Linked DNA regions of Mus musculus: all the other regions are linked to region 1. The links are chromatin loops, found by intact Hi-C in ENCODE. Cell type or tissue: left cerebral cortex. All regions are shown on one strand. Links, peaks and the distances in the headings refer to the core of each region. The heading gives the core; the rest is flanking DNA. Region 1 holds the start of Csf3 (colony stimulating factor 3 (granulocyte)). Region 2 holds the start of Rapgefl1 (Rap guanine nucleotide exchange factor (GEF)-like 1). Region 3 overlaps Gm31862 (a long non-coding RNA gene). Region 4 overlaps Casc3 (cancer susceptibility candidate 3).

What was found. Peaks named below come from ENCODE experiments on the same cell type or tissue, not always from the same donor. Only the 100,000 strongest peaks of a DNase experiment are listed, where the experiment ranks them.
Region 2: a loop joins it to region 1, with 2.7 times the contacts of the local background. A loop is called at or near these places in 15 of 42 quality-filtered maps.
Region 3: it touches region 1 in a loop (6-fold over the local background); 29 of 42 quality-filtered maps call a loop at or near these places.
Region 4: it touches region 1 in a loop (2.9-fold over the local background); 15 of 42 quality-filtered maps call a loop at or near these places.

What each region holds. Positions count from the first base shown.
Region 1 is chr11:98,696,225-98,703,674 of GRCm38, reverse strand. It overlaps Csf3 (colony stimulating factor 3 (granulocyte)), which reads right to left and starts at 2,362. Exons shown (of 5, transcript NM_009971.1): 1 at 2,256-2,362; 2 at 1,999-2,171; 3 at 1,542-1,649; 4 at 1,149-1,295; 5 at 46-873. The coding sequence starts at 2,295. The coding sequence ends at 715. Gm38985 (a long non-coding RNA gene) reads left to right here and starts at 2,165. Exons shown (of 3, transcript XR_001780319.2): 1 at 2,165-2,238; 2 at 2,577-3,262; 3 at 7,400-7,450. In left cerebral cortex, for the core only: a CTCF peak has its summit at 3,598 (motif pointing left); a DNase peak (open chromatin) is centred at 3,607.
Region 2 is chr11:98,834,351-98,841,800 of GRCm38, reverse strand. It overlaps Rapgefl1 (Rap guanine nucleotide exchange factor (GEF)-like 1), which reads right to left and starts at 5,016. Exons shown (of 15, transcript NM_001080925.1): 1 at 4,128-5,016; 2 at 1,463-1,541. The coding sequence starts at 4,647. In left cerebral cortex, for the core only: a CTCF peak has its summit at 4,175 (motif pointing right); DNase peaks (open chromatin) are centred at 4,257, 5,011, 5,468, 5,915 and 3 more places; H3K4me3 peaks cover 3,507 bases; H3K27ac peaks cover 2,829 bases.
Region 3 is chr11:98,783,278-98,790,727 of GRCm38, reverse strand. It overlaps Gm31862 (a long non-coding RNA gene), which reads right to left. Exons shown (of 4, transcript XR_880204.3): 4 at 7,000-7,450. Among named protein-coding and RNA genes, the nearest start is that of Msl1, 8.5 kb to the left of the region's middle. In left cerebral cortex, for the core only: CTCF peaks have their summits at 1,719 (motif pointing left), 2,750 (motif pointing right), 3,651 and 4,738; DNase peaks (open chromatin) are centred at 4,015, 4,248, 4,794, 5,264 and 3 more places; H3K4me3 peaks cover 1,205 bases; H3K27ac peaks cover 3,793 bases.
Region 4 is chr11:98,825,314-98,832,763 of GRCm38, reverse strand. Casc3 (cancer susceptibility candidate 3) reads right to left here. Exons shown (of 14, transcript NM_138660.2): 8 at 5,128-5,192; 9 at 4,095-4,209; 10 at 3,806-3,904; 11 at 3,336-3,550; 12 at 1,354-1,476; 13 at 1,156-1,221; 14 at 1-503. The coding sequence ends at 1,198. Among named protein-coding and RNA genes, the nearest start is that of Rapgefl1, 7.7 kb to the left of the region's middle. In left cerebral cortex, for the core only: a CTCF peak has its summit at 3,200 (motif pointing right); DNase peaks (open chromatin) are centred at 3,230 and 3,753; H3K27ac peaks cover 1,210 bases.

The DNA of each region.
Region 1 (7,450 bases), core at 1,460-6,459:
AGCCAGGCATTAGCCAACCAAGAAGGAAGACAAAAAACACGTACTGGAACACCACACTTTATTATCCGCAAGCTTGGCTATAGTGACAGGTGGGGTGGAGGGTGAGGGTGGATGGGAAGGCCTCCCTCCATGCCAACCCCCCCCCCAGGCTTCCTCCTGCCTCCTCTGCCCCCCACTCCAACTTCCAGGCCAGCAGGGCCCTAAAAAAGGAATCCAGTCAATTCCGGGGCTAAACCTGGCTGCCACTGTTTCTTTAGGGACTTCGTTCCTGTGAGGACAGGAAACCCTGCAACCTGGTTGACCAGAGCAAGGGATATAAGAACCCAGTTTGGGAACACTGCTGTTTAAATATTAAACAGGGATGTCTTGTCCCCCGGAAGGGAGACCAGATGCTGCCTGGGCCCCCCTGAGATGGTGCCTCAGCACGGCAGGGCTCACTGATTTTTTGGGGGTACTGCCACAGAACTGGGTGCCTGGAGCAGCAGCAGGAATCAATACTTGGTATTTACCCATCTCCTTCCCTGGCCTCCACAGGAGGACACAAGAGCCTTCTCTCTCTGCTCTAAGCAGGAGAACAAAACTCGGAAGTGGAGAGAATGATCTAGAAGCTTAGAGCTCCATTTTCTCGTCTTTGTCTTTAAATAGTAGGCTTAAATATGCATAAATATTAAATAGAGATAAATAAACTATCTGGAAAGGGCTTTCTGCTCAGGTCTAGGCCAAGTGGTGCAGAGCAAGGCGAGCCGTCTCCAGGAAGCCCTGCAGGTACGAAATGGCCAGGACACCTCCTGCCCGGCGCTGGAAGGCAGAAGTGAAGGCTGGCATGGCGCTCTGTGTGGGCTGCACAGTAGGGGCCACCCCTAGGTTTTCCATCTGTGGGGAGGAGATGAAGTCAGGGATCAGTCCTTCCTTGAGGTGAGGAAGTGCTGGGAAGTTGGTTAAGTTGGCCTGTGGGGCTCATTAAACGTTAACGGTAGGACCAAGACTCCAACCCAGTCTGTCTCTGGACAGAGTCTGTCTGTCTCTCAGCCTGGAGGAAGCGGGGTAGGGGGCGAGGGGTGTCTTCCCAAAAAACAGGCCTCTGAAAATATAGAGAGCTTCCAGGGTGCCCAGGTGTGCTGCCATGACCCCCTCCAGATGGTACTCACCTGCTGCCAGATGGTGGTGGCAAAGTTGGCAACATCCAGCTGAAGCAAGTCCAAGGTGGGGGCCAGGGCAGGGGAAATACCCGATAGAGCCTGCAGGAGACCTTGGTAGAGGCAGAGCCCACTGTGGAGCTGGCTTAGGCACTGTGTCTGGGGAAGATAGCAGGGTTAGGCAGTACATCTTGGGATGCTTGCTCTCTTCAGGAGCCCAAATAGTAGGATGTAGTCCTTCCTTCTCCCCCTCCTCCTCCTTCTTCCCCTCCTTCTCCTCCCCCTCCTCCCCCTCTTCTTCCTCCTCCCCCTCCTCCTCCCCCTTCTCCCCCTCCTCTCCCTCTTTCTCCTCCTCCCCCTCCTCCCCCTTCTCCTCCTGGTCCTCCTTTTTCCGAAAATACTCACCTGCTGCAGGGCCTGGCTAGAGCAGCCACTCAGGGAAGCCTTCGGGATCCCCAGAGAGTGGCCCAGCAACACCAGCTCCTCGGGGTGACACAGCTTGTAGGTGGCACACTGTAGATGGAAGGATACTGAGGGTGCTCACCTGGGCCAGGCTCTTTGTCCAGCTCAGGTCCTCCTGGCTTCTCAGCTCCCTACCTTCCTAGTGACCCTAAGGACTGTCCCATCCAGAGGTCCCACTGCTGTCTCTACTCATTCTCTTTCCTGTGCCCTTCTCCCCCCATGTTCCCTTCCTCAATGTTTCTGTCAGTATTCTGAGGGTGCCATCTAGGCTCTTGTGCACACTGGGCAAACACTGTCAACTGCTGTGTGTTCCTAGTCTGCCCTCTTCTCATTTGTGCTCCTGCCTCCCCCGCTACCCCCCCCAAGTCCTTCCCTCCACACCTATGGCAACCCCACTCACCAACTGCTCCAGCAGCACCGAGCCGCTGGCCTGGATCTTCCTCACTTGCTCCAGGGACTTAAGCAGGAAGCTTCGGGGCAGAGGCAGGGATGGTGGCAGAGCGCTGACAGTGACCAGGGGAACGGCCTCTCGTCCTGACCATAGTGCACTTTGCCACAGCAGCAGCTGCAGGGCTAGGAGCAAACAGACGGGTCTGAGGCACTTGTTATCCGGCCTCTCTCCATTCCACACCCAGGGCAGGTAACCAGGGCACTCACCCATTAGCTTCATGCGCCTCTGGGCAGAAAGTTGAGCCATGGATTCTGGGTGATCTGGGCTGCAGCTCTGGGCTCTGCCAGGGCCCAGCTCCAGGGGGCCTTTATACATAAAGCCATCAAGGCCCCGGGAGGAAATTACCTGGGGCTGGGGCAACTCAGGCTTAGTAATAACTTCCCAGGATTTATGCAAATTTGATGATAGCTCAGGACAATGCAGGGGGTTGGGGAAAAGCTGTTTGCGAAAGTTTTTGTGAAATCGGGGAATCTCTGTTCCTTCCTTGACGTCTTGTCCCCCCCTCAAACTCTCTTCCTCTCTTCCAGCCACACCCAGGCCTGAATCGCTGCAGGGTGTTGGATCTGGATCCGAGTTGTCCAACAAGGCTGGTGAAACCCTGGAGGGGATAGCAAGGAACTCAGACCCTGGGGAAGAATGGGTGCTCAGATCAAGACTGCTTCTGTCTCTCCATCCTCTGGCAGACGTGCTTGGGGAGCCCCCTCTGCCCTTCATTTGTGATTCTCAAGTCACCTATACCTGGGACAAACATCCCGAGAGAAGAAAGAACCTGTCCTCTTTTCAGACCCATAAGCTTCCTGGTGGCTGCCTCCTGCTTTTCTGGGAGCCCTCCACAGCACCCTAGGTAGGGTCTTGCTGTCTACGCCTGCCCCACATTTGGATAAAAATAAATTGGTCCAGCATTCAGGCCGTTCTGTCCCAGGCTGATTAGCTGGGAACTCCCCAATACCCCCCATTATGACTCATTTCTTTAAGCCCCTGGATCCTGGCAGAGAGGCCAGAGGAAACCGGATGTCTGTCTTGAATGAATCAAGACCCTCTGGGGCTCCTGGCTCACCTGACCTTGCCTTTCTGCTTCCCTTGGCACATTACCTCGATGTCGTGGAGTCTGGGGCATCTGGAGGGCGTCGGAGGCTGGGTCATGGAGTGTCCCGACGATCTCTGCTCATTATGTAGCAGTGGTGTGAGCTGGCTTGAGTCGATGCATGCTGAGGTGAGAAAGGAGGAGCTGCATCTCCCATCCTAGAACTCTGCCCAGTGTTAGCTCTGAAAGAGACCTTGGTGATTTCACCTCTGTGAACTGGGCCAGAAAGGGAAATGCCTTGCCCAATCATGGGTAGTAGGGATGGAGGGACATCCCAGTCGCTCTCAGTCCCAACAGGGTATTACTACCTAAAAAGGAGGACGGCATTCCTTGTCTGACTGATGGCATCTCGATCTGGTACTTTCTGAACTATTTCACCCCCACCAAGGTGGGGCCAAGGAATATAGACATTTTTTGATGTTGAGGCATACCTGATGGGGTGGGGCCAACTCTGGGGCTAGGGTGCCCTCTGGTGGCCACAGATGTCATGGACATTAACTACATAGCCTCTGCTTGAGAGGACAGGCCAAGGGATTCCCATTCTGTTTGTTTATTTGTTTGTTTTTGTTTTTCAAGACAGGTTTTCTCTGTCTCGATAGCCCTGGCTATCCTGGAACTCACTCAGTAGATCAGGCTGGCCTCGAACTCAGAAATCTGCCTGCCTCTGCCTCCTGAGTGCTGGGATTAAAGGCGTGCGCCACCATGCCCGGCGAGATTTAATTCTTAAAACATGCTAACTGGCAACAGCTGCCTACTTTATATGTCACAAACTCAAGACCCACAGGGGTCGAATAGAATATCAGATAGACATCTTGCGTATCAGATACTTACATCGTAATTGATAACAGTACCAAATCACAGTTATGAAGTAGCAATGAGATCGTTTTATGTTTGGGGGTCACCACAGCATGAGGAACTGAATTAAAGGGCTCGGTATTAGGAAGGCTGAGTGCCACGGTGTAGGGGGTGGTGGGGATCTTTTGCTGCCATTATTTTGTTCTGTCTACCAATTGGTGGGCTGCAGATGAGGGGTGGCCTTGATGAGCTGCACAAGCCCCCTTTGCTCTATTGCACCAGCCAGCTGGAGTGCACCTCGGAGAGTGGAGAATAAAGACCGGAGGGCAGCGTTCAGAATGTAGCTTAACTGATACAGTACCTGCCTGGCATGGACAAAGCTCTGGGTTACATCTCTAACCCTGCATAACACAGGCATGGTGGCACACACCTGTCATCCCAACACTTGGGAAATAGAGGTAGGAGGATCAGAACCAGACCTGGCTAGAGAGGGGCCCTGAGGGCCCCGACATAGTGTAACAATTGTCACTGCTGCTAGCTGCTAACCAGAACTCAGTGGCCAGACTCTGTTGCCAAAGACACCGCGGGCTCTGGGCACAGGACATAGAGGAATCAAGCTGGACGTGATCTCAGAGCGTCTTCCTTGCTGTCTGGACCTCACGGTGTATGCAGGCTGCTAAGAGGATTGCCAGCCAATGCTTACTCAGCTATCGGGGTCTGCACGTTGTACTACTGAGCCCAGGGCCACCGGCGTGCAACAGTGGATTATCTATAGGGGTAACCAATGACTTCCCAATTGGATTTGAGGCCACAGGATGGAATCCACTCTAGTACTATCATGGTCAGCGTTTATGTGTGGGAAGTCCTGGGACCCAGTAGGGAAGCTATACTGCTGTTCTGATAGATAGGATGCGCTTGTCCAGTTGCCATCTGAATAATGTTTATTACTGTCATAGCTTGTCAGCTTTGGTCAGAGACTCGTCTTTTTGTCATGGTCAGAGCGCTGAGAAGTGACTGCTGGATGCTTAGCTATTAGTGAGAGAGCTGTAACACCCTATCACGGCCCAGCGAGGACCGTGGACAAGAACAGAAAGAATGCAGGGCCGGAGGAAGGGGCTGTGCTGCCGCCGCCACACCTCATCATCAGCAGATTTCTTGAAAACGGCGTGGCTACGGCCATTGTACTGAAGCTTACAGCTGTGTGATGGATGGTTTCCTATAGGAGACTGGGCCTGTGAGCCCCTACCCCCCTGGGGGGATTTATAAGCAGTTTATGGTCACTGGGGAAAGAAGAGACTTTTTCTTCAGTAGCCATAGCAAGTTACCCATGCCTCTAATAACTCCTCCTCCATGTTATTGTAAGAACCTTGAGCTGGAGGCTGGTGGTGCATGCTTTTAATCCCAGGAGACAGAGGGAAGCAAAGCTCTTGAATTATAGGACAGCCTGGTCTACAGAGTGAATTCCAGGATAGCCAGGGCTACACAGAGAAACCCCTTCCTGAAACAACAACAACAAAAAGGAACCCCAAGGAAGTTTATGGATCACCTAAACACAACAGGAGAGTAGACAGGGGACTGGTGAGGAGGAAGAGGACCAGCAGGAAGGAACTGAGGGGTAATAAGGAGCTAATATGGTCAGAACACGTTAGATGTACTCTATGGAAATGTTACAGTGGAGCCTGTAATTACATATGCTAATAAAAACAGCTATGAAGCTCAGGGACATCCTCAGCTACATAGCAAGTGTGTAGCTAGCCTGGGCTATATGAGGGGAAAAAAGATCAAGGAGCAATGGCCTCTTTTCCTGGACAAGTCACACAGGGGCTGAGCAGGGCTAAACTGAAGAAGCTCCAAGGAGGGACAGGGTGGTTTGTGAGAGGCTGGCTGCAACTCCACTAAAGGCTCACAAAGAATTTCTGTTTTCTTTTTGCAAGGCTCGGGACTGAACCCAGGACCTCTGGCATGGTAAACAGGCACTCTACATCCCTGGCTTAATAAAAAAAAAAATACATGTCTATTAATGTTTTCCTTCTATACATACATGTGCATGTGTTCTGTGTCGGGGAGGGCATTGGATCCCTTGGGATCGTCCTTGTGCATGGTGCTGAGCCAGGTCCTCTGCAAGAGCAACACGCTCTGCTCTCTTAACCGCTGAGCCATCTTCCTCGCCTTCTCTGTGGTCTTTAAGTGAGCACCTTTTCTGTTTCACGTTATACAATCTGAGCCTGTGGTGCAGCTGCATGTACAGCAAGCAGGGCGGCCAACGGCTTCCTCTCCTGCCCAGTATCCAGGGTCATGCCCTGGTAATGCCCGCTAAGTACCACAGGCTCATGGTTACCACCCGATCCAAGTGAACCCCCTCTTGGTTCGGTGAGTTTCGGACTTCGGTCCAGACGGTTGAGTGCTTTGCTGTGATGCTCTGATTCTCCCTCTTCTTGAATCTGTGAGCCATCTTTTTTGGTCAACCTCCTTGCTATCTTAAATTTTAAGGAAGGCCAGACTGGTCTGTGTGGTGAGTTCCCAGCTAGCCATGCACCTTGCCTCAAAAAGCAAAACACAGAACACTTCAGGCATGAACAACTTGGACACAGGATGAGATCTGCAAGAGCGGAGGGCTGGAAGGAGTCCCATCTCACAGAAACAACTTCATGCATTTTATGGCTCTAGGCATTGGAGGTTTAACAATGCTGGGTCACTGTGACCAGGACTGGGATCAGGAACCAAAACAAAGGCCAAAACCTGTGGAGTGAAATCTGAGGCTGGTGAGGTGTGTCTGTGTGCATTCCAACACACAATACTTACACCAGCCCGAATAGCATGCCAGGCACTGGGGTGGCCACGGAGGCCCATCCCTTCAGGAGCCTACAGACAGGCTGGCAAGACAAGGCTCTGCCACCAACCACTGCTCAGAAAAACATGACTAGGTGGCCCCGAGCAGGGACACGGATCTACACCGGTGAGGCAGACAGGCTGGCAAGGTGGAAGGCGGGACTGGGAAAGCAAGAAGTGGATTGCCAGGTGACCCAGGTGGTAGAGAGCTCAGCAGGGACAGAGGGACACAGTAGTGATCCAGAACACAGGCCTAAGTGCACTGACCCAGCAGACCACTGTCGTCAGTGCTGGGACATTTGCCAGGTGCAGCTGGGATCGGTTGAGGAGCTGGGGAGCCCCGTCCTGACCCCCGATTCTTTGTGGTCAGCCATCTCCCACAATACACTGGGTAAAGGCTGTTCTCACCCCGCCAGGCTTTGTTCTCTTGTGCACAGCGCTTGAGGTCAGCCGCTCATCCTTGACTTTTCCGAGGCAGGGTCTCATGGAGCCCGGTTTGCGCTTACACCTGATGCCATGCTAGGTGTAACAGGCTTGCGCTATCAAGCCTGGTTTGTGCAGTGCTGGGACTCAAACCAAGATTCTATGCATGCTTGGCAAACACTCTGTCAACTGACTTCCATTCCTGTTGTTTGCCCCTAGGAGCCTCTGGGAAGTTTAGGCTCCTGATTTGAAGAGCCAGCCAGGAGGCTG
Region 2 (7,450 bases), core at 1,087-6,086, 140 kb before region 1:
CTTAAAAAAAAAAAAAAAAAGAGGTTCCCTTAAGAATATTGCCAGACCCAGCTAACCTCCGGCTAGCCCGCAAACCTGACTTTATCTCACACTGAGACCTGATTTTTCTCAGAGAGCTTAATGACATCCTACCCAAGGGCTTGATGTTAACAATTAGGTACTAAGCCAGGCGTGGTGGCGCACACCTTTAATCCCAGCACTCGGGAGGCAGAAGCAGACAGATTGCTGAGTTCGAGGCCAGCCTGGTCTACAAAGTGAGTTCCAGGACAGCCTGAACTACAGAGAGAAAACCCTGTCTCGAAAACAAAAAACAAAAAACAAAAAAAACACCCCCCCAAAAAAAACAAACAAACAAAAAAAAAAAACCAAAAAAAAAACCAAAAACCTCAAACAATTAGGTACTAAAACAATGTAATGAATCCAGGCATGGTGGTGCACTCCTGTACTCCCACCATTCAGGAGGCAGAGGCAGAGTCAGAAGACTACCACAAATCAGTGATTGCCTGGTCTACAGAAGAAGTTACAAGCTACCTAGGATTACATAGTAAGAAAACAAAACAAAACAAAAAAACCAAGTAAAGTAAATGATATATGCTGCCAAGAGATCCAATAACTAGGCCAGCAGTAGCTCATCTCTAGCTGACCCTACTGAAGCAACAGCTGTGACCCAGTACTGACACCGGACTCTAGGTTTTGAGCAAGGATTCCCTCTACCTCCACCGCCTCCAGACAGGGATGTCTCTGCGTAGCCCTGGCTGTCCTGGAATTTGCTCTGTAGACCAGGTTGCTCTCGAACTCAGGGATCCACCTGCCTCTGCCTCCAGAGTGCTGGGATGAAAAGCACGTGCCACCGTTGTCTGGTTTAGAGCAAGGACTTCAGTGGGGACAGAGTTTCCCCCTCCCCATAGTAGAACAGTAACACCTTACACATGTTCATGTGGTTGACACCTCAGTGAGTACTGATAACTGCCTCTGAGCAGCCAGCACCCTATGCCGGATAGGAGTCTCAGAGTGCTACCACACCTGCAGCAAGGCTGGTCCTCACAGCAGCCCAGAGCAGAGCTAATTCATCTATTCATCCCCATTTGACTGACGGGCCAACTGAGGCTCCAGGAGGTGAAGTGATCTGCCTGAGGCCACACAGCTGGTGAGATCAAAGGCTGGATGTGTCCTCTAAAGGAGAGTTTAGGGACTGGAGAGATGGCTCAGCAGTTAAGAGCACTGACTGCTCTTCCAGAGATCCTGAGTTCAAATCCCAGCAACCCCACGGTGGCTCACAACCATCTGTCATGAGATCTGATGTCCTCTTCTGGTGTGGCTGAAGACAGCTACAGTGTACTTACGGAAAATAAATATGTAAAAGGAAAAGAATAAAGGAGAGTTGGGCTGGGATGTAGTTTGTGAGAATAAAAGACATGGCTCCCTCCTGGTCTGTCCTTTCAGAAGCTTTAGAAAAGGATATTACTGGTGTAGCTCTTGTAGAAACTTTTCTGTTGGCAGGAAGAGGGAATGGGTAAGAACAATGTCGTCAAGAAGAATATCTGTGGAGAGCAATGGGCGTCACAGAGGTCAGAAGGGGGCTGCAAACCTTGAACCCTCTTTTTTTTTTTTCCTCTTTGGTAAGCCTGGAGCCCCGGCCACCTGTCCCGTCATGCTCTGCACGCGAGTGCACACATGTGTGAAGGTTCTGGGCAGCCGCTGCGGGGGTGGGGCTGGCAGCTGCCAAGGCAGCTGGAGGGAGGGGGGGTGCCTTTGAAGGCCATGCACCCTTCTCTTCAGTGTGGGGGAAGTTGGTCAGATAATACCACCATGCCTGAGATCTGCTCAGGAGAAAAAGGGGTCCACAGAAGGGACCATCGACGGAGAATTGGCAAGCAGAGGTTCCAGTCAGAGGGATGTGGATGTGTGGGATGTGTGTCCATCCTCCTCGATCACTCCCAACCTCACAGTTTTGAATTTCCACAGGGCAGGGTGGGGACCATCCCCATGAAAATTGACAGCGGAGACAGGCCGCCATCTCTTTATCTCAGTCTTTAAATAGAAGTCCTGTGTCCACTGGGTGCCCAGAGGTGGAAGGGTTAATGATGAGAAGGACAGGGGAGGGGCTCCTCTCTCCACCCTTTTCCCTCCACACCCCTGTCTGGGCCTGGCTCAGCCAGTCAGCCAGGTACAAGGTCGGTCGCCCTGACTTGCCGCCAGCCTTGGGGTGGGGCAGGGCTTGCTTGGCACACACAGACAGGCAGGGCACAGGGAGGGAGCCAGGTGTCCTCACCAGGACAGGTTAGGGCCAGGTCCCCAGGCACTGCTCCAGGACAAAACCATGGCTTCTGACAACCCATGGTTGTCATGCCCTGCTGCCAATGCCAGCCACGAAGGTGGAGGTGGAGGAGCAACACAAGATTGTCTACTTGAATTCATTTTGTTTCACAGAGGAGAAACTGAGGCCCGGAGCCAGATGAACTTAGAATGCTGTGTTCTCAACTCAATACAGGGGCAAGCAGAGTATGGGGGTGGGGGGGGGGGCCTAGTACCTACTGGCCACAAGGGGCTGCCTAGACCTTTGAAGGAGCTCTGGCTAGGTGAGGAGAGCCCTCACTAAGCATTTGTCGCCTCCCATGCAGCCTGGGCAGAAATCAAGAGGCTTGATAACGTGGCTTATATTAAAAATATTGGAGTGGCAGTTTAAATGGGGAGGATTCCCAAACTAGTTACTCTGGAGATTTAGCCTGTCGGGCCAGATAATATGGGTGACAAATGGGGAGTCTTAACCCAGGGGAAACTGGACAATCCGCTGTCCAAACTGGACAGCCTCTCTTTCCCTTTCTACCCAGCTACCCAGCTATGTTCTGAGAGTCAGTCAGAAGGGTCCCCAGCCCTCACGCCCAGCTCCAGGTTTGGGGCCTCGGCATAAAGAGGCCTGACATCCTTCCTCGCATCTTTCTCTCACTAGAGTGTGAATGTTAAAATGGGAGTAAAGGACAAGGAACGCGGGCAGAGTGGAGAGATGCTGATACGGGGGCTCCAGTTTGGCATCTGTTTCTTCCAAAGTAGGCTCCGGTCCAACGCACAGCCTCCCTGGGGAATGTGTCATAGAGACACAGGGTGTGTGGTGTAGGCGGGAAGTTATGGTTAAGAGAGCTGTGTGTGTCTGATATTTTTCTAATTAAATCCAAAAGGTGTCAGCTCCCCAGGGCAACTGCAGCCTGAGCCAAAAGAGGGGACCCCGACCTTCAGGACAAAAATGGAGTAGAGGGTGACACTCCACTCCTAGAGCCAGAATGCCTTGCAGAGAAGGAAGGGTAACTCCTAACACCCTCCTCTTTAGGGTCTCAAGCTTGGTCTCTCAACCCTAAGCCCCTTCTGGGTTTAGTGGAGTGCCTAGTTAGATCTAAAGACCCTGATATCTCTACATCTATTCCAACTAGCGATGTGGGGGCCTACGTTCCTCAGAAGCCCTTTAATAGGGTGCTGGCATTCTCATAGTGGGTGAAATGGCATCATCTCAGGCTTCTCAGGGTGTGGTTATTATTTTTTTAAAAAAGGCCCTCTGCTGAGGCATGGCATGGGAAGGGTGGGTGCTACGGAGGCCCAAAGCCTTCTGGATGCTGCAGTCTCCTGGTATCTTCCCTTAGAGACCTTCGAATTCATCCCCAATAAAAGCAGCCGAGTTCTGTGACTATCCACATGGCCCCACCAAGTGAGGCGCTCCTACACAGCCAGGGACTCCTGTCAGCGGTTTTCAGGCCTCAGCTATGGTCTGGAGGGCAGCGTACAACCTCAGCGGGAAAGCGTCCACCTTAGGGTGTCAGGCCCTAATTTAGGGGCGTGGGAGGAGGTAGGCAGTATCAAGGGCTCGTGGGAGACTGGCTTAAATAGCCGAGAGAGAGGGAGGGTAGTTGAAGGAGAGAGATGGTTTCCCTTCTTCCCCTAGAATGAAGCTAATGTGGGGAGGAAGGTGGGTGCGCATTACCATGCCCCTTCCCCTACATTACTTCGGGCTTCCCCTCATCCTCTACACCAACACTGAGGACAAGAAAAAACAATCAGGGAGCATCCCCCGGGCCAATCCCTCACCTCCCACCCCCAACCCCGTGCTCTCTTGCTCTGGGATGGATGAGCAGGCTTACCTGAGGCGCTGCTGTCCCTGGTGGTCCCTCCAGCCAGGCGCTCCAGAACCCGGTTCAGAAGATGCTCTGGCCGCTCGGGGGCGCCCAGGGGGGCCCAGGGTGGTGAAGCCAGGGGTTCGCCGGGGGATAGCTCATCTGAGGAGTACGAGGAAGGAGAGCGCAGGGGCACCCCAGATCCTATCGGCCCAGGCCCGGGAACCTCCTCTAGCTGCAGCCAACAGGGCCCCCCACTGCCCGGCTCCTCAGAGACCCCTAATGGCTCTCCCCCTTCCTCCTCAACGGGCGGCTCCAGCCCGGGCTCGGTTGGGGGCTCTCGGAGGAAAGCTGGGAGCAGCAGGCGAGACACGCTCTGACGCCGCTGCAGTGGCCGCAGTCCCCCGGCCGGACCGCCGCCCCCACCAGGGCCCCCACCCCCTCCAGGCCCTCCGCAGCAACCCGGACCCCCGCCGGGACCTCCAGTCACCGCTCGCCCCGCCAGCTGAGACGTCTGCTTCTTCAAAAATTTCTCCAGTGGCTTCATGCCCCCCCCCCCGCCCCTCTCTTAGGGGCCGCCGGGGGACCCAGGTGTCCCAGGCGCGGGCGGGGGGAGGCGGGGACACGATGCTCAGAGCCGGGGGAGCAGAGCCGAGGGCCGTGCCAGGCGTCGGACTGCGAGCGAGAGGTGGCCGAGCCTCGCTGGCCAGAGTCCAGTGGCCAGTGGCCGGGGGAGGTGCCAGAGGGAAGAGGAGCTCGCTCTCAGCGGCCCCCCATGCCGGCTGCGGCCGAAGGGTTGGCAGGCTGAGGGGCTGGTGTCCCCGTCTCAGCGCTCCGGGGCCGGGCTGAGGCGACAGAGGCAGCGGGCGGAGCGCAAGGCTGAGGACGCGGCGGCGGCTGCGCTCCTGGCCCCGGGGAAGGTGGCAGAATTGAGACCGCGCCCCCTCCTCCAGTCCCCGCCCCTACCCTGCTTAGGCCCGCCCCCGCCCGGCCGCGCGAGGCTTGAACTTGGGCTCTGGCGCTGACCGCGAGGAAAATTAGGACTTGGGTTTCTGACAGTCGCAGAAGGGCAAAGGCGAGGGAGAGATCTACCAAAGCAGAGGACTCCTGGCTCTTGATTACCGGGTCTCTTTTGAGCATTTCAAATAACCAGGGCATATGTTTGACCTTGGCACGCCTACCTGTGCACAGGTGAGGCTTATAAAGACTGCTGAACTCTTTGCATCTTTCCCACAATTTTATTTGGTCATTATCTTCCACCTGTTGAGAAGGGCTGGGACGGCGTCTTGGGTAAACTGGTATTGGCACTGGGGGCGGTACCCATATTCCTTTCTGATAGGGTTTAGGGGGTGGTGCAGGGCCGCCCTGTAAGGCAAGTACTGGCAAGTAGGAAAGAGCCAGGCAGAGGCCAGCAGGTTGTGGCAGGTCTAATTGGGGTGAAAAGAGATAGTAGACTGAAAGAGACGACCAAAAGCACAAGGGCATCTTAGCCCAGGTGGTAGCGAAGGGAAGCAAGACTGAAGAGATGTGTAAGTCCCCAAACTGCCAACTATCATCCATCACCTAGCACATTAGTGTATATAGCCATAGAATGGGAGAAATATTGCCCTTACTCCTGGTGGCTACGCCAGAGCATTCTGTCTCCCAGGGTACACTCCACTAGGATGGGGCTGTAGAGACAGTGTGAACACATCCAGGCTTGGTATACATGGTGAAGGAGTGGCACCGGGTTCCTGGTGGGCTGGTGTTCCTTGGGCAAAGTCCCACCCCTGTTTACTGTGCCTCAGCAAGGCATGGATGGACAGGAATGCTAAGAGCTGGGAGTGGTGAAACTGACAGGGTGTGTACTACACTTGTGTTGCTGTCGGTGCAAACTCAGTTCCATGTGTGCTAGAGCATGTGTTCACAGAAATAAAGCTCTGCACACCCATCTGGGGATTTGGAGAGGGAACAAAAAAAAAAAAAAAAAGAAAAAGAAAAAGAAAAAGAAAAAAAAAAGCTCCGATTTTGCTATGAAGCTGGATCTGAGCATTGGTTTCCTGGACAGCCTTAATTGGACACTCGGCCTCTCTTAAGGTTGGAAGTAGGAACTGGCCAGAGTGGCTTAGAGCTCCCCAGGTAACCTTTTAGGAACCAAGAAGAGGGGAGGGCTTCTCTTCTGCACATGCCACAGTTACCAGATTAAGCCGGTTGCCTTGGTAACCTCTTCTCTGGGCAGGATTTGGGATTGTCGGTTAGGAAGGGTGAAAAATTGGGGAGTGTGAAGGGTGTGGGAGCTGGAAATAAAAAGGGACCGAGAGACTTCTAGAAACTAAATGCTTGGGGAATCGGACTCTAGACCCTTCCAGTTACAGAAAGTGGCAGTCACTACATTCAAGACCTTGAATCAGAAGCAAAGGAAGCATTAATTTGTGGTCCTCCTGGAGCAGCAGTGGCTTCCGTTCTGGCTACACACTGAAACCGCATGGGAGCTTTTTGGAATTGCTGATGTCCAGGTCACACCCTAGATCCATTATGGGATCCTGTGGCAGGCCCAAGGTCTCTGTTAGTTTAGAAAGCTCCCCAGGTGATTCAAACAGCCAGTGTTGGAAATCACTGCTCTAGGTCAACTGCAGCTGTAAGAAGATCTGGCAATTGCAAATCCTTGATGTTTTGAGTCACCTACAGGTAGGTCCATGGACTGACCCACAGCGGGAAAACTGATAGGGCATCTACATTACCATGAGAAAACCGAAGAGAATGGTAGGGTGGTATTCAATTACTTAACAGTGGAAATGGAGGCCAACAAGCTTAACTGAGTCAGTCCAACCCATGGGCTTCTACAAAGGTATTGGACAGGGCTACCTAAGGCAGTAATCTATCTGTCCCTTAAACTCCCATTATCTCTGCCCACTGAGAAGCAGGCTGGGGGGGGGGGGGCAGAGAGAACCCGAGGGCTTTGCTGAGCTTGAGTTTCTTCTTGCTGAGCTAGTTACCAGGGCAACAGGGAGAGCAATGGGATCTAACAGCAGGACTGGGGAAGAGGCAAGGGTGAGAAGGCACCCCAACATTCCTTTCTCCTGCCAGTAACCTACCCAGAGGGTTGGCTGACATTTTTTGCATGACCAACCAGGGAGACCATGTCTATAGTTATACATCACCTTGGGGGACAGAGGGAAGATGTCCCAACTTGTGGGCATTCCCACACCACCAAGGTAAAGCTTTGTGAAACAAAGAACAAATGTTTCCAGCCCCACAATACCCACTGGTCGTCCACACCGAGTGGCCTTTGTATAACTGTAAACTTCCACTCAAGGAAAGTTAATTCAAAACTGGAAATTACTCTGTGCGTGCTCCAGTCTCAAATATAA
Region 3 (7,450 bases), core at 1,073-6,072, 87 kb before region 1:
ATAAAGCTGGTAATATTTATTTATTTATTTAGAGACAGGGTTTCTCTGTATAGCCCTGGCTGTCCTAGAACTCACTTTGTAGACCAGGCTGGCCTCCAACTCAGAAATCTGCCAGCCTCTGCCTCCCAAGTGCTGGGATTAAAGGCGTGTGTCACCACGCCCGGCTCAAAAGCTGGTAATCTTAATTCTGGAGACTTTTCAGCTCAAAAATCCAAAGTCTACAATTTCACTGCAACAAATTAAGTAAACATGCTTTTCCCCCCTCAAAGCCAAGACTGGAATCTTTGGATTGGTTATCTATCTCAGGTTCAGCTCCAAGATATACACCACCAGAAACTGAGAAGACGTCTTTTTTTGGGTTTTGACTTTTGGAAATTTTTTTTTTTTTTTTTTTTTTTTTTTGAGACAGGCTATATCATTCTATGGTCCAGACTGACCTCAAATTCTTTGTGACCTTCCTGGGCCTTGCAAGGTGTGAGCCTCCAGGCCAGGCAAAGAATTCCTTTCATTAGAATTCCTGCTTCTAAACCATCAAGTTTTAAGCTGTAGTGACTCCTGAACTAAAATATATAAGGAAGTAGGTTTCAAAGTGTAAAGGCCAGGAGGGGTGCGGTGAGGTAACACCCCTAATCTCGGCCCTGAGGAAGGCGGAGCTCACCCTGGTATACATAATGGGTTCTAGGTTAGCCTGGGCTACAATTTCAGACCCTGTCCCAAAACAACAAAAAAAACTAAGAGGAGTCCTTTGTGAGGAGGGAACCTAAAAGAAGCAGTGCTTAATATGCGGAAGTCAAATCCCTAAACTATTTGATCAGATGTGGGTTACTAAGCACTTTGCTTAGTGGCTGCAAGTTTGGAAAGGGGTAATACCAGTCTTTCACCGTCAGGCACAGGTTTATGGAATTGCTGGATTCCATTCCTATTTTCTCCTTTTTTTTTTTTTTTTAAGGGCATCCCTGTGGCGTGAAAAAGCATTTGGCAAACCACTTTACCTGTCCGCGTCTTGGTTTTCCCAGGCACCACACCCGCCTCCACCACAGCCCCCAAATACAGAAAACTGGAGTAGCTTATCTTCCCGGTCTCTTCCATTTTTTTGACAGCGAGGCTGCTAACTGGGGGCAGAACTTGGTAGTAAAAAAAAAAAAAAAAAAAGCGAACATTTGTCTTGGCGCCTCTTCAAGGAGAGGATTCTCCTGGGCGGCTTTCCGAGGCGCTCGGGAAGGTAAATAAAAACTGGAGTTCCGTGGATGACATTAGCCCCATCCCACGCGTCACCGAAGGGACATCACGGTTGCGCTAGCCACTTTGGAGGCTAGGACACCAACCAGTACGGAACTCGAAGCTTCCGCCGAAGGTCTGCGTTGCTCATGCCTGCCTGCCTGCCGGAGTCCCTGTCTCCTGCTCCTCTCCAAGGACGGGTACACCCACCTGCTTTTTTCAGTTCCCTTTACAATAAGATTACAACTCAAATTTGTGTGTGTGTGTGTGTGTGTGTGTGTGTGTGTGTGTGTGTTTTAAAATTATTTCTATCCCCCCCCCCTTTTCAGAGCGCCCCGCCAAAACTTTCACTGTGTTCCTCCCACTCCACGTGGACCTCCCTTCCCTGTCCCAGCAACCCCTGCGAGAGCCACCCCTAACACGTGGTCAATTGTTGTGTTTCCTTCCTCCGGCTCCCACTTAGCTAGCATCCGCTAGCCACTGAACTAAAGTGCCCTCTTGAGGGTGACTTTGAGGCAGCAGCCTGGGCTAGAGGGAGTTCTTGAGCACTTACGACACCATGCGTTATGTGGCTGCTTCGGCTTAAAATGACTTTGTATACCCGCACAGTTCTGTGGTGAATCACCTTAAGGATTGGGGCCAGGGTTTCGGGGTTTCGGAGCAGTCAGAGTGCAAAGGCAGGGGAATCTTGTGAGTTCGATACTAGCCTGCTTTACATAACAGGTTCCCGACCAACCAAAACAACAAACCCAAAAACAAATAACTTTAAGGATTACACGGAAGAGAAGTCAGGTATAGTAATACTATGTAATCCCGGCTCTAGAGGCTGAAGAGGGAGGCAACATACAGAGCTGTCTGGGCTGTGTAGCCACCACACTATTTAAAAATACTAAAAGGGCTGAGAGTGTAACTCAGTGGTGACAGCTGAACGGTGGGGAATAGGCAGCCAGAAGCCCTAGACTCAGTCTTTAAGAGACAAACCCAAGAGAGAGCTAGCATCAATGAAATTGTCTCAGTGTGGAGTTAGCTAGTTTTCCTTTTCTGGATACTCCAACTCTACTTTCCTTAGACTTAATGGTGTTGGGTCACAGGCACAGCAACTCTTTGCATTGGGTGGACTGTGCCTAAACGGCCTTCCTCAACAACGCTATAAGTAGTTCTCTCTGTGCGAGCACAGTCGGACTGGTCAAGCTAACAGGTTTCTAAAACAGTATTAGGAGCACTTTGAATAGAGAGAGCCCCAGAAGATGGTGTTGGGAGGAAGAAGAGGGTAAGCAGCAAAGGTTAGCCCAGGGCCCAGCATGGTGGACTATGCTTTTAATCTCAGCGCCATAGAGGCAGGCAGATCTCTCAGTTCAAGGACAGCCTGGTCTGCATATGGAGTTCCAGGACAGTCAGGGCTACACAGAGAGAACCTGTCTCAAAAAATAAGTTAATAAATTAAAAATAATGGGATGGAATTTTTTCTCTTAGATTTATTTACTAATAAGTATACAAAAATGTATACAGTATTCTGCCTGCCTATATTCCTACAGGCCAGAAGAGGGCACCAGATCTCATTACAGATGCCTATGAGCCCCAATGTAGTTGCTGGGAATTGAACTCAGGACCTTGGGAAGAGCAGCCAGTGCTCTCTCTTAACCTCTGGGCCATCTCTCCAGCCACTGTGATGGGATTCTTATACTCACTGAACCTGATGTGAGGTCTCTCTCCTCTCAGCACCATGACTCGCAGTTTATTTGGGCAAAATACAACAGGAAAAAAAAATCCTTCCTTTTGTCTACCAGAAGTAAGAAAGTTGGCTGAGGAATTGGAGCTATAGAATGGGACAAAGCAGTGGATTGTGGGCGGTGTTCACAGAAAGGAAGGGTTACACAGTGTGGAGAAGGAAGGGTGAATTTGGTAGGCTGTCGCAGTGAGACAAGCCTACTCCAATCCCAGCACTGGAGAAGTTCAAATAGGAAGTTTAGGGGCAGAGAGGATGCAAGAGCATTGGTTGCTCTTCCAAAGGAAGAGTCCCAGCACTCACACAGTGGCCAACGACCATCTGTTGGTCCAGTTCCAGGAGATCCAACGCCGCCTTCTGGCCTCTGCAGGTACCATTGGCGCTCTCTCTCTCTCTCTCCCCCAACCCTGTCCCTAATAAACAAACGTGGGATGACTGTGGGGCTATTTGTGGTTCTAAGGTCACAGAAGTCATAGCCCAAGAGCTACAAATAGGTGCCTGAAGCACCTACTTTTAAAGAAAGTCCCAAAGCGGTCAAGTCAGAAGACTGAAAACTCTGGCTGGGCCACTTGCTCTCCTATAACTCAGCATCTGTCAACGCTCCCATTCCCAGGTGCTATTTCCAGAGACCAGGCTTTGGATGAGGAAAAGGGAGGGGCAAAGACGTCTAGGCAAGGGAGACCCAGTGAGCTCCTCCCCGCCAGCCCAGCTGCAGTTCTTGCTTTTAACCACTCAGGGGCGCCCAAGATCAACTAGAGTAACACAAGCAACCTAAAGTAGCTGGTAGAGGACAACTTAGGATGACCCTGAATGGAGAGTTGACACAAGGGCCCTCTGCTCTGAGGCTGCAGACCCTTAGCTTCTGGAAGGCGTCCCATCTCCTCTCCACTAAAAGGGACTCGTGGGCACTGGAGACTCACCCTCTACTCCCCCCCCCCGCCCCCCCCCACACACACACACACTACGGCCACTTCTTCCTTGACTAGTTCCCTTCCCCTCCCCCATCCTCCTGTGGGAACCATCCCACAGCTGGTCAGAAGGTTGAGGAATGCTCTGCCTCGGCTAGGTGCCAAACTCTGGACTTCCTGGGCTTTGGGGTGGAGCTTGGCAAGGGGAAGCCCTTTGGACACAGAGCCACCCAGTCTTGCAGAGCCTGCCTTCCCCCCACCCCCACCCCACCCCCTCTCGCCTCTAAGTAAAAGGCTCTGAAGTCTCTCTTTGTGACCACAATCTAATTTCCTTCCCCCACCTCAATAGGATTTCCTAGCCTGGGTAAAAACATCTACAATCTGGGGGCGGGTGCACTGTGGCTCACAGCGGGAGGCAAGGCACCTATTTCAGGACCTGCCTTCCCTGCCCCAGGAACGCGTTGTTGGAAGGAGGGATTCAGTTGTCAGGGTCTCACGCCAGCAGTTATTAATGGCAATTCATCCTCTCACGTTGCTTCTTAGAACCTTGGGTCTAAATTCCCTATATAGTTAAACACAGGAGTGAGCCGATTTCTGCGTACCTGACCTTGATTCAGCCCTTCGTTTCCCTGAAATAAATCAGCCGCGATCTGAACTCACACATCCAGATCAGGACCAAGAAAATCTTTGCGGCCCCATGTAGCTAATCGAGATGTGTTTAGCAAGAACGAGGAGCCCGCAAAAACCACTCTCAGATACCATGGAGAGCATCCAAGCCTGACAAGGACCTTTCTGTCCTACTGAAGGGGCTGGTCACTCAAATTGTTTTTACATTTACGGGAGGAGAATCTTCTGATAATGCAGTCTGGTGGCGCCCCCTGCCTCACAGATCCCCAGTGCCACTTTTGCAGCCTGTCTGCCTGACTGACGTCATCATCTATAGACCTGTGCCAGATTCCCAAGTTCCTCTCTGGAAACTTCAACCCCCACACCCTGGGCCTAGGGGAGAGCCAATGTAGGTCACTGCAGCTGAGCCTGCAGGGCTGTCTGCTCCTTGGGCCGAGAGCCTTTCAGGCCTAGAGGAAGTCTTGCAGAGAAGCAAAAGGAAGAGCTCTGTGAGATTCAGACAAAAATATACTACTCAGAAAATAAAGCAGGGTTGGGTGGTGGTGGTGGTGGTGGTGGCGCACGCCTTTAATCCCAGAATTTGGGAGGCAGAAGCAGGTGGATCTCTGAGATGGAGGCCAGCCTGGTCTACAGAGCACATTTCAGGGTAGCCAAAGCTGCACAGAGAAACCCTGTCTCACCTCCTCTCCCCATAAAAGTAACTAAAAAAAGAAGAGAAAGCAGGGAGAAAGCGGGAGTCAAGCGGTCAGAGCCGACTGTAACAGGAGCCAGAGCCTGCGAGCTAGCCATGCTGCAGGGAGAGCTAGAAGAGGCTTGGGCACGCTCCCATTCTTGGCTCCCCTCTTCTTGCTTTTCTTGCCTATGTAAGGCGACTCCGGTTCTGGTGCCTGTCCTCTAGTCTTCAGTCACTTGGCAGGCGCAGCTTTCAATCCTCAGGAGCCTCTGGGATTGATCTTAGAGACCCTCTACTTCCTCTGGTCACATGTTTGGGGTCTTGGTGGGAAACTGGAGTTGACTCCCGCTCCCCCCGCCCTATCCTATTGAAAACTCTTTCCTGCCCGTTATCTGTTAAACTCATTTTATCTGGGGGAACTTCCAATCTTCTTATCCCTTTCCTTGCCTTCTTCCTACCCTTACCCTGGAGATCTAAGTAATATGAATTTGGGTAAATGTAAACTCATTCCTCTTCACACAGAGGAATCAAGGGCCTGTGGCTATAACTGGCTACGAGTCCCCAGGCCAAGAAAAAGAGAGTGAAGATGAAGAAGGAAGAAGAGGCAGAGGCAGCGGTAGCAGTGGTGGCGGCCGCAAGGGCTAGAGAGAGATGGCTCAGCAGTTATGAGTACTTGCTGCTCTTCTCGAGGCCTGGGGTTCAATTCCCACTCATCTCTAATTCCCACAACCAGCTGCAACTTCAGTTCTACGAGATCCAATGCTTTTTCTGGCCTCCATAGACACCAGCCATGCCCACAGTACATAGACAGACATGCAGGCAAAACACCCATAGACATAACACAAGATAATAAAAATAAATACAGGACCAATTTCTACTTCTAGTCTCAAAAAATATTTATTAGTCACAGTTATGGTATTTTTTTTCCCTTTGGGGTGGAGGTGTTTATTTGTTGTTGTAGATTTGTTTTTGTTTTTGTTTTTTTGAGAAAGGGTCCCACTGTGTGAAGTAGGCGGGTCTCAAATTCAGAGATCCACCAGCCCTCACTGCTGAGTGCAGGGATTAAAGATGTGTACAACCAAGGTTAGTCCTATGGTGTCTGCCACCTCATCTGGTCTTACAGTGTTGGGACTTGAACCCACACAGCTTTGTCTATGCTGAGGGGCATCTTCAGTCCCCAAATCAGTTGTTTTAACCAGAAACAAGGGTGTGGGGGACAAGGGGAGCGAAAACGGTGGAAGGATCTAGTCTTCTCTTTGCTTCATTCTTCCCTCGAGAGTACATTCACCTCCCAAGAAGGCAGTAACAGTAGTGTCCCACCACTGGTGGCCATTTGCCTTCATCAGCAGAATCCTGGCGTCCTGGAAGCACTCTGATAAATGGGTTTTGCACAGAGTCAAACTAACTCTGACTATGCTTTCTGGCTGAACTCTGAAATGTTGCCCCACATTGGAGAAAAGTCAAAAATATCCCCAGATCATGGCTGTTATCTCCTGGACAGAATTCGGACCTTAAGCTGTGACTCCCTTCCATTCTCTCCCATCAATCCCTCTGGTGGGCATCCTAAACCAGATTCCAGAGCTGTCCCCAGTTTGAATCAGGGAGGCTCCGGTGAGCCTAAGAATTTGCATTTCTCACAGGGTCCCAGGTACTGCTGACAATCTCCATTACTGATCAGAGGATCATCTCCTCAGTGAATCCCAGCCCCTCACCTCAATGTTCACCCCGAAGACCTGGTTGGTATCAATTTTATACAGGAGGAAGGAAGCAGGGAGGATCCTGAGCACTGTACATTTGTGCAGACCCTTCACCACACAAGGCACGGGCAAGTAGGACAATCTCCCACCGATTATCTGTGCTCTTTTTATTTAGTCCATTAACTCCATCCTTATTGAAAGTCACTTCCCCCAAAACATGTTTTGCAACGGCGAGGGAGCACTAGGAATTTCCTGTGGCTAGGCAGCCCAGTGCGGGCAGGGGTGGAGGCAGCGCTGAGCAATCCAGTCCTTCCCTTGGCTCGGGCAGGGCCACGTGCCCCACCCCCTCACTTGCACATGTCTCCGCCGCCACCGCCGCAGCAGCCGGGCTGTTTATGAGCGAGTTGTTGTGGTAGAAATGGAGCAGGCTGCACATGCCCGTGCCATGTGACCCGGGCAGCCCGCGTGAGCTTCAAGACAGCACAAACACACTCGGCCCTGTCCTCCAGTGGCCGGAGGAACAGGAGGGAAGGAAGGGGGAAGAAGTGAAAGGCCACTGGGCCGCCTTGTTATCTGCTGCCCTGTTTTCTGCTTATGTACT
Region 4 (7,450 bases), core at 1,068-6,067, 130 kb before region 1:
GGCCAGCTATTTTTACACTTGGTCAAAACATTCTCAATTATGTGGGGTTAGCAGGGGAGTCAAAGGGAACCCAGAAAGGCTGGTAAACGAAACTGAACTTGTTTCATGTAAAGTCAGGGCAGGGCAGGGAAAAGGAGAAAAAACTAAAAACATTAACTTAAGAAGGGTAAATCAAGCTTTAAAAAAAAAATCAACATTCAAACAAACAAGCAGGAAGGAACTCCCTTGGGAGCAGAAGACACTTGAGTCTCTGGGGAGACAGTAAGAAACAGGCTTCTGACGCCTGGGTTGTCCAGTCTCTGCTCCTCGAGTCCAGGCAGCTCAAGTGAGGAGTGAGGTGGAAGGCAGCCACCTGTTTCTTCTCTCTCCAGCAGACCCGTCCTCAGAGAAGGAGGGCCTCATCCTCCGCCTGCTGGCAGGGCCACCCCACACCTTTGAAGCCCTCTGAGTAGTAGACAGCCAGCTGTATTTCCCTTCTCTCCTGAGTTTCCACCTCTCCTGTCCTATTGAGAGTTAAAAGAGAAGAACGGTGTGTCAGTTGGACCTGAGTATTTATATAAGCCTTCTCAGAGGCCCACTTCTAAATAATGTGGTTTATTTGGCGCCGAGGATCAAGTCTAAGACCATGGACATGCTACACCCTAAGCTTCTAAATAATGTGCTTTAATGACCACAAAACAACAGCAATAAAAATATCCCAGAGTCAGGCGTGGTGGCCCACACCTGTAATTTGAGCACTGGGAGGTAAGAGCAGGAAGAGGGAAAGTTTGAGTCTGGCTTGGGCTCAGAGTGAGACCTTACCTTCTAAACCAACACACACTCCCTCAGAGCCACAGAGCCACTTTCTCCTCCTTTCTCCTCAGAGCCCCGTGGCAGCCACAGCCACTCTCTCCTAAAGTCTTTACAACTGGCTTTTTTGGCTTTAACAACTTAAACTCATATTTTTTTCTTTCCTTAATCTAGTTTAGATTGGGCTCCTGTATTTTCATTCTGCAGTTTCCCAAATGAAAATCTGAATGTAGGAATGGCTTCAATTCTGCCCAGTGCATTCATAGATCAAGTTAGCTGAGATAGCATTAATGAGGTGGTTTTATGAAGCACCTCAGTGTGAGGCTAATGACTTACACTGAGAGTCACAGTACACTGGGTACTTACTTTTTCACATGATGTTATACTTAAAATATTCGAAAACTCTTATTAACTGGAACCCCTGCTTACAACCTGAAATAATAAAATTGGAAACTGTTATCATATCATGTCACACTTCCATAGAAACACACCAGAAGAAGAAGAGAAGACAGACCCTCTGGAGAAAGCAGCACCCACATGCTAGGAGAGTGGGAGGAGCCGTACCTCAGGTGGGGGGGGCTTGATGGAGACCGGCTGGGGAGTCCTCCGGGGTGGGGAGGGCTTGGGCTGCACCTGCTGCTGGGCGGGGTTATAGTAAGTCACTCCTCCATACACCTGTGGTGGAGCCTAGGACGCCGCCAGCCAGGAGAAGAAAAAAAAAGTTAAGTATTAACCCAAATTGTGAAAAATCAGAAAACGTTAGCTAACTGCAAAAACAAAAAGCACCGAAGACCATCCATTTTTAAGACATACTTTTGTGTGTCTGTGTGTTTGGGGGAGAGGTGTTGATTGCTTACTCTACATAGTGACTCCCTGTCTCAAAAAAACAAAAAAAAAAAAAAACGGGAGATCACTGGTAAGCCTGGCATTGCTGGCTACATTTAAAGACCAATCTTTTTTTTTTTTTTTTGGTTTTTCGAGACAGGGTTTTTCTGTATAGCCCTGGCTGTCCTGGAACTCACTTTGTAGACCACGCTGGCCTCGAACTCAAGAGTTCCACCTGCCTCTGCCTCCTGAGTGCTGGGATTAAAGGCGTGTGCCACCACGCCCGGCTAAGACCAATCTTTTTTTGTTTTTGTTTTTGTTTTGTTTTTCGAGACAGGGTTTCTCTGTATAGCTCTGGCTGTCCTGGAACTCACTCTGTAGACCAGGCTGGCCTTGAACTCAGAAATCCGCCTGCCTCTGCCTCCTGAGTGCTGGGATTAAAGGCGTGCACCACCACGCCCAGCTTTATTTGTGTTCTTATTCGAATGTTCTTGGACCATGTATAATAAAAGTGATATCTGAATAAAACACCAGCTGTCCAATAGCATTGTTTTCTCTGTCAAATACTGCACAGTCACAGTTTTTCCTGATTGTAAAAACAAACAAACAAACAAGAAAAGAGAAAAAGAAAACTAGCTAAGCATGTCTTGAAGAGCAGCACTCCTCCATGGCCTTTGCCTCAGCTCCTGCCACCAGCCCCCCCCCCCCCCCCCCCCCCCGGCCTGACTTCCTTCAATAATAAACAGTGACGCAGTAGCGTAAGCAAAATAAACCCTTTCCTCCCCAAGTTGCTTTCGGTCACACCACCAGTCTTCTTTTACAGCAATAGTAATCTTAACTATGACAGTGTCTGTGTGAGTGATGGTGGTGCCCTAAGAGGTCATAAAAACGTCATGAGATTCCCCCAAGCCGGAGTTCCTGTCAGTGTGAGCTGCCTGCCTACCATGGTGACAGGACTGAACCTGGATCTTCCGCTAAAGCAGCAAGTGCTCTAACCACTGAGCCACCTTGCAGTCCCTGGTTTCATTCTTTAGTGTCCAGCTCTGCAATCACTGCACTGCCTGGCAACAGAAAGGCTGAGTTCAGTCTTGGCATTCTAGATGCCAGATGGTACCAAGTGCCCTCAGGAAAGGGATGAGATATGCTGTCCAGGAGAAGACCGCATTCCTTAGCACAGCTGAGTAAGTAACACATGGGGACACCCCAAGATATAATGCAAGACACTGATCCTTAAGGAAACTGAAGAGAGAGCCAAGCATGGCTTTCCCAAGGATCTCTGAGTCAAGAGACTGAGGATCATATAGTCTAGGCCAAACAGGGGCTACAGTGAGATTCTACCTTAAACAAAACAAAAAAGCCAAACAGGGTCATGCTTGGTGGTACATGCCGTTAGTCCCAGAACTCAGGAGGCACAAGCTGGTAATATCTGTGAATTTGAGGCCAGCCTTGTCTATAGAGCAAGTTCCAGGTCAGTGAGGGCTATCAGTAAGACACCCCGTGTCAAACAAAAACAAAAACCAAGAAACAACTCTGAAAATAAGCAATGACAAAACATTACATAAGCTGTAGTTCCAGTTCTTGACCACCAAGGGGCGTCCTAGTGCCACGAAGGAGAACCAGAGGCATTGAAATGCTCTGACAATTCTTTTAACATTCTATTTCCCCTTACCACAGTCCTGAGTGAATAAAGGATGTAAACCCAGGAAACATAGGCATCTTACCTGCGTGTTAGGATACAGATGAGGAGGTGGAGGAGGTGGCAATGCTCCCGGAGCATAAGGGTAATTGGGGTTACCAAAATTCATGACACCCGGAGCAGAAAAGTAGGTAGGAGCAAGCAGTTGCTGGGGCGGTGGCTGTCCTGGGGACATGGACACTGGTGGTGGGTAGAGACCCGGGTTGGGCAGAGGTCCTGGTGACTGGTGGGGATGTAAACCTGGGCAAAAAAAGGAAAACAAAAACTGTAGACGAGGACATCATCTTTACGTTGAGATGGCTTAACTTGAACCCCAAAGCACACAGGCCAGAGGGTAGTCCTTAGAATAGGGTTTAAAACGGAGTTTGCTGCATAAGCAGCCAGGGCCGTGAGCATCCGACAGCATGACGGTATTGAAAAGACAGCGTTTGTAGAGTCCTAACCCTAACCCTGGTGTGCTACACCACGACACGAGAGGAGCGCGCGCAGGCTTACCTGGGTGGGGAAGGTGCATTTCCGGCTGTACGATCATGCCCTGTGGGGGCAGTGGGGCAGGGCTGTCACCATGGGTATAGATTGGTCCCTGGAACTGCACTGTAAGAGATATGGAGATTCTTACAAACCCTGACCCTTCATACCACAACAGCAACTCTTTCTGTCCTGCAGACCTTTAAGGTTCTAAGTTTCTCATATGAAGAAAATAGCAACTAGACAATGTGAAATGACCACTGCGTAGCCGGAAGGCTTGTCACTTAATTGCCTTTAGATTTAAGTAACAACTCACATGGATCATAGTAATGTCCCTCCATGATACTGATATGCACAGGAGGAGCAGGGGGCTCTGGCACAGGTCTCTGCCGCTGGGATGAGTAACGCTTAGCTCGACCACTCTGGACGCCCTGAAATAGAAAGAGCTGACTAAGAGTCCAAAGGGTGATCCTCACACCAAGTCCTACCTGCTTTATGTTGTACGACTTAGTATATGGAAGTGTTTAATAAGTGTTCATAAAATGAGCAGAAAAAATTGGTGAAAAACAAAAGCATTTAAACCTAAACACTCTACACTTCTGAGGTCCCAATTAAAACAAAACAAAACCCCAAGAGTAATCAACAGAAAAACTGCTATCAAGAACTTACATTGGCTGGCACGGCAGCCTAATCCTGTTATCTCAGAACGTGGGAATCAAAGGCAGGAGGACTATTAGTGTGAAGCTAACCTGAACTATATAAAATTCCAGGCCAGTCTGCATTAAAGGATAAGGGACCATCTTTAACAATAAAAAGATTGTTTTGGCTTTAACAGAGAACAAACGTGGCCATCTGAATGAAGACAATCCAGATCTGAATGCCTGGTCCCCAGTTAGCAGAACTGTTTGGGAAAGATTAGGAGGTATGTCACTTGGGTAGGCTTTGTGGTTTCAAGACTGGGCCATTCTAGGTGTGCTATCTCAGCCTCCTACTTTTGGATCAAGATGTAAACTCTCAGATGTACCCACTGCCATGTATCTTTGCTCTGCCACCGTGGCCTCTAACCCTTGGAACTGTAAACCCAACCAAGTGCTTTCTTGTATGAGTTGCTTTGGTCATGGTGTCACATTAACTAGGTCTGGACGTGGTGGTACACATCTCTAGTATTTGCAGTTGGGAGGCAGAGACAGACAGATCTCTCATAGTTTACACAGAAAGCTTCAGGCCAGCCAGAGCTAAACAGTGAGACTCAACACTTTCTTCTGATAGCACTGGAGGTCAACCAACGGTTCAAGTATTCTCTACCACCAAGGTGCACAGCCCCAGTCCTCCTCTTCCCACTTCTGTACCATTTCTTCCATCCGGTTAAACTGAGGTGGGGGTCCTGCTCCCATGTGGATGTGGTTAGGCACACCTGTAATACACCAACAAGTCACTGGTTGAGAACAGATAACTGTGAACAGGATTCATAGGTACCATCAAGAAAATAACAAGTGGCCGGGCGTGGTGGCACACACCTTTAATCCCAGCACTCGGGAGGCAGAGGCAGGCAGATTTCTGAGTTCGAGGCCAGCCTGGTCTACAAAGTGAGTTCCAGGACAGCCAGGACTGCACAGAGAAACCCTGTCTCAAAAAAAACCACACACACACACACAAAAAGGAAAATGAAAATAACAAGTGTATTCATCCTTTAAAACTGTCTGCTTAACTTGTTAGTCTCTGTGTAGCCTTCATTGTCCTGAAACTCACTCTGTAGACCAGGCTGGCCCTGAACTCAAGTTCTAGGTGATCCAATGCCCTCACATGTAGTGTATACACATCTATTCAGGTACATGTGTGTACATACCAAGCACATAGGGACATAAAATAAATAAATGTTTTAAACTATCTACCGTCAATTTGAACATCTTTAGATAGCAACAAAGCCCTTAAAAAAAATAACTAGCAAATAAACTCAAATGCAATTTTTTTCCTACTAAAAAAGGTATTTCCCTATACAGAAACCTTGGGAAACTGTAGCATATTATTAAACATACTATAACATGCTGGCCTAAGTGTCTCCTAATGATACTAGATATGAAAAAGAGATTATATTCTCTCTGGATAAAAATTACTTAAAATTGGGCTGGTGAGATGGCTCAGAGGGTAAGAGCACTGACTGCTCTTCTGAAGGTCCCGAGTTCAAATCCCAGCAACCACATGGTGGCTCACAACCACCCGTAATGAGATCTAATGCTCTCTTCTGGCGTGTGTGAAGAGAGCTACAGTGTATTTATGTATAATAATAAATAAATCTTTAAAAAAAATTACTTAAAATTAAGACATGGCTAAGTGGTTAAAAGCACTCATGGCTCTTGCAAAGGACCAGATTTGATTCCTAGCACCTATGTGGTGGTGGTGGCAGCTTACAATCACAAGTTATACTAGCTTTAAGGAATTCTATCCCCTCTTCTGGCCAACAAGAGCACCAGACATATATGTGGTGTACAAATATACATGCAGGCAAAAATATTCATACACATAAAAGTAAATAAATTCCCCTAAAATTTATTTATTTATTTATTTATTTATTTATGTGTATATGTATCCATGTATGTGCTTAAAGAGGTCAGAGAGGTGTTGTGATGGTTTGTAAATGCTGGGCCCAGGGTTTGACACTATTAGAAGGTGTGGTCTTGTTGGAGTAGGTGTGGCCTTGTTGGAGTAGGTGTGTCACTGTGGGTGTGGGCTATAACACCCTCCTCATAGCTGCCTGGAAGCCAGTCTTCCACTAGTAGCCTTCAGATGAAGATGTAGGCCAGGTGGTGGTGGTGGTGGTGGCGCATGCCTTTAATCCCAGCACTTGGGAGGCAGAGGCAGGCAGATTTCTGAGTTCGAGGCCAGCCTGGTCTACAGAGTGAGTTTCAGGACAGCCAGAGCTATACAGAGAAACCCTGTCTTGGAAAAAACAAAACAAAACAAAAAACCCAAAACAACAACAACAAAAAAAAATAATTGGTTTTAGTTTAAAAAATGTTTTATAGACAGTCTCCCAAATATATTGGAAAAGTATCAGTATGAAAAGTATACTTCTCTGTTCAGAGATCAACTAACTCTAGTACTAATAGTTTACACCAATTTTTGGTACTCAAAAATCACCTGCACCAGCCCCGAGATTCCTGAGCTGAAAGTCTGTTTTCTGACAACTAGCTTTCATGGTACCAGCAAGCACCACACAAGCTTCTGAAGACCGACCAGCACCGCACAGATAAACCAAGGGAGTAGTACTCGGTGATTGGGCTTCAGACCCACTCAATAAGAGGGAAATCTAGCCAACTACTCAAGGTAGTGAAGTCATCTATCTTTTTTTTTTTTTTCGGTTTTTTCGAGACAGGGTTTCTCTGTGTAGCCCTGGCTATCCTGGAACTCACTTTATAGGCCAGGCTGGTCTCAAACTAAGAAATCTGCCTGCCTCTGCCTCTCAAATGCTGGGATTAAAGGCGTGCGCCACCACCGCCCAGCAAAGTCATGTATCTTGAAGGAGAATCTACAACCACCTTTTTACTAAACCAGCACAATCCCTAACTACAGTCTACATATTTGTCCTTAGACCACAGATCACTGTAGTCTTGACCTCCCATCAAGGAACCTTCGCTTTGCAACAGATGAAGACCATTACAGAAAACCACATCA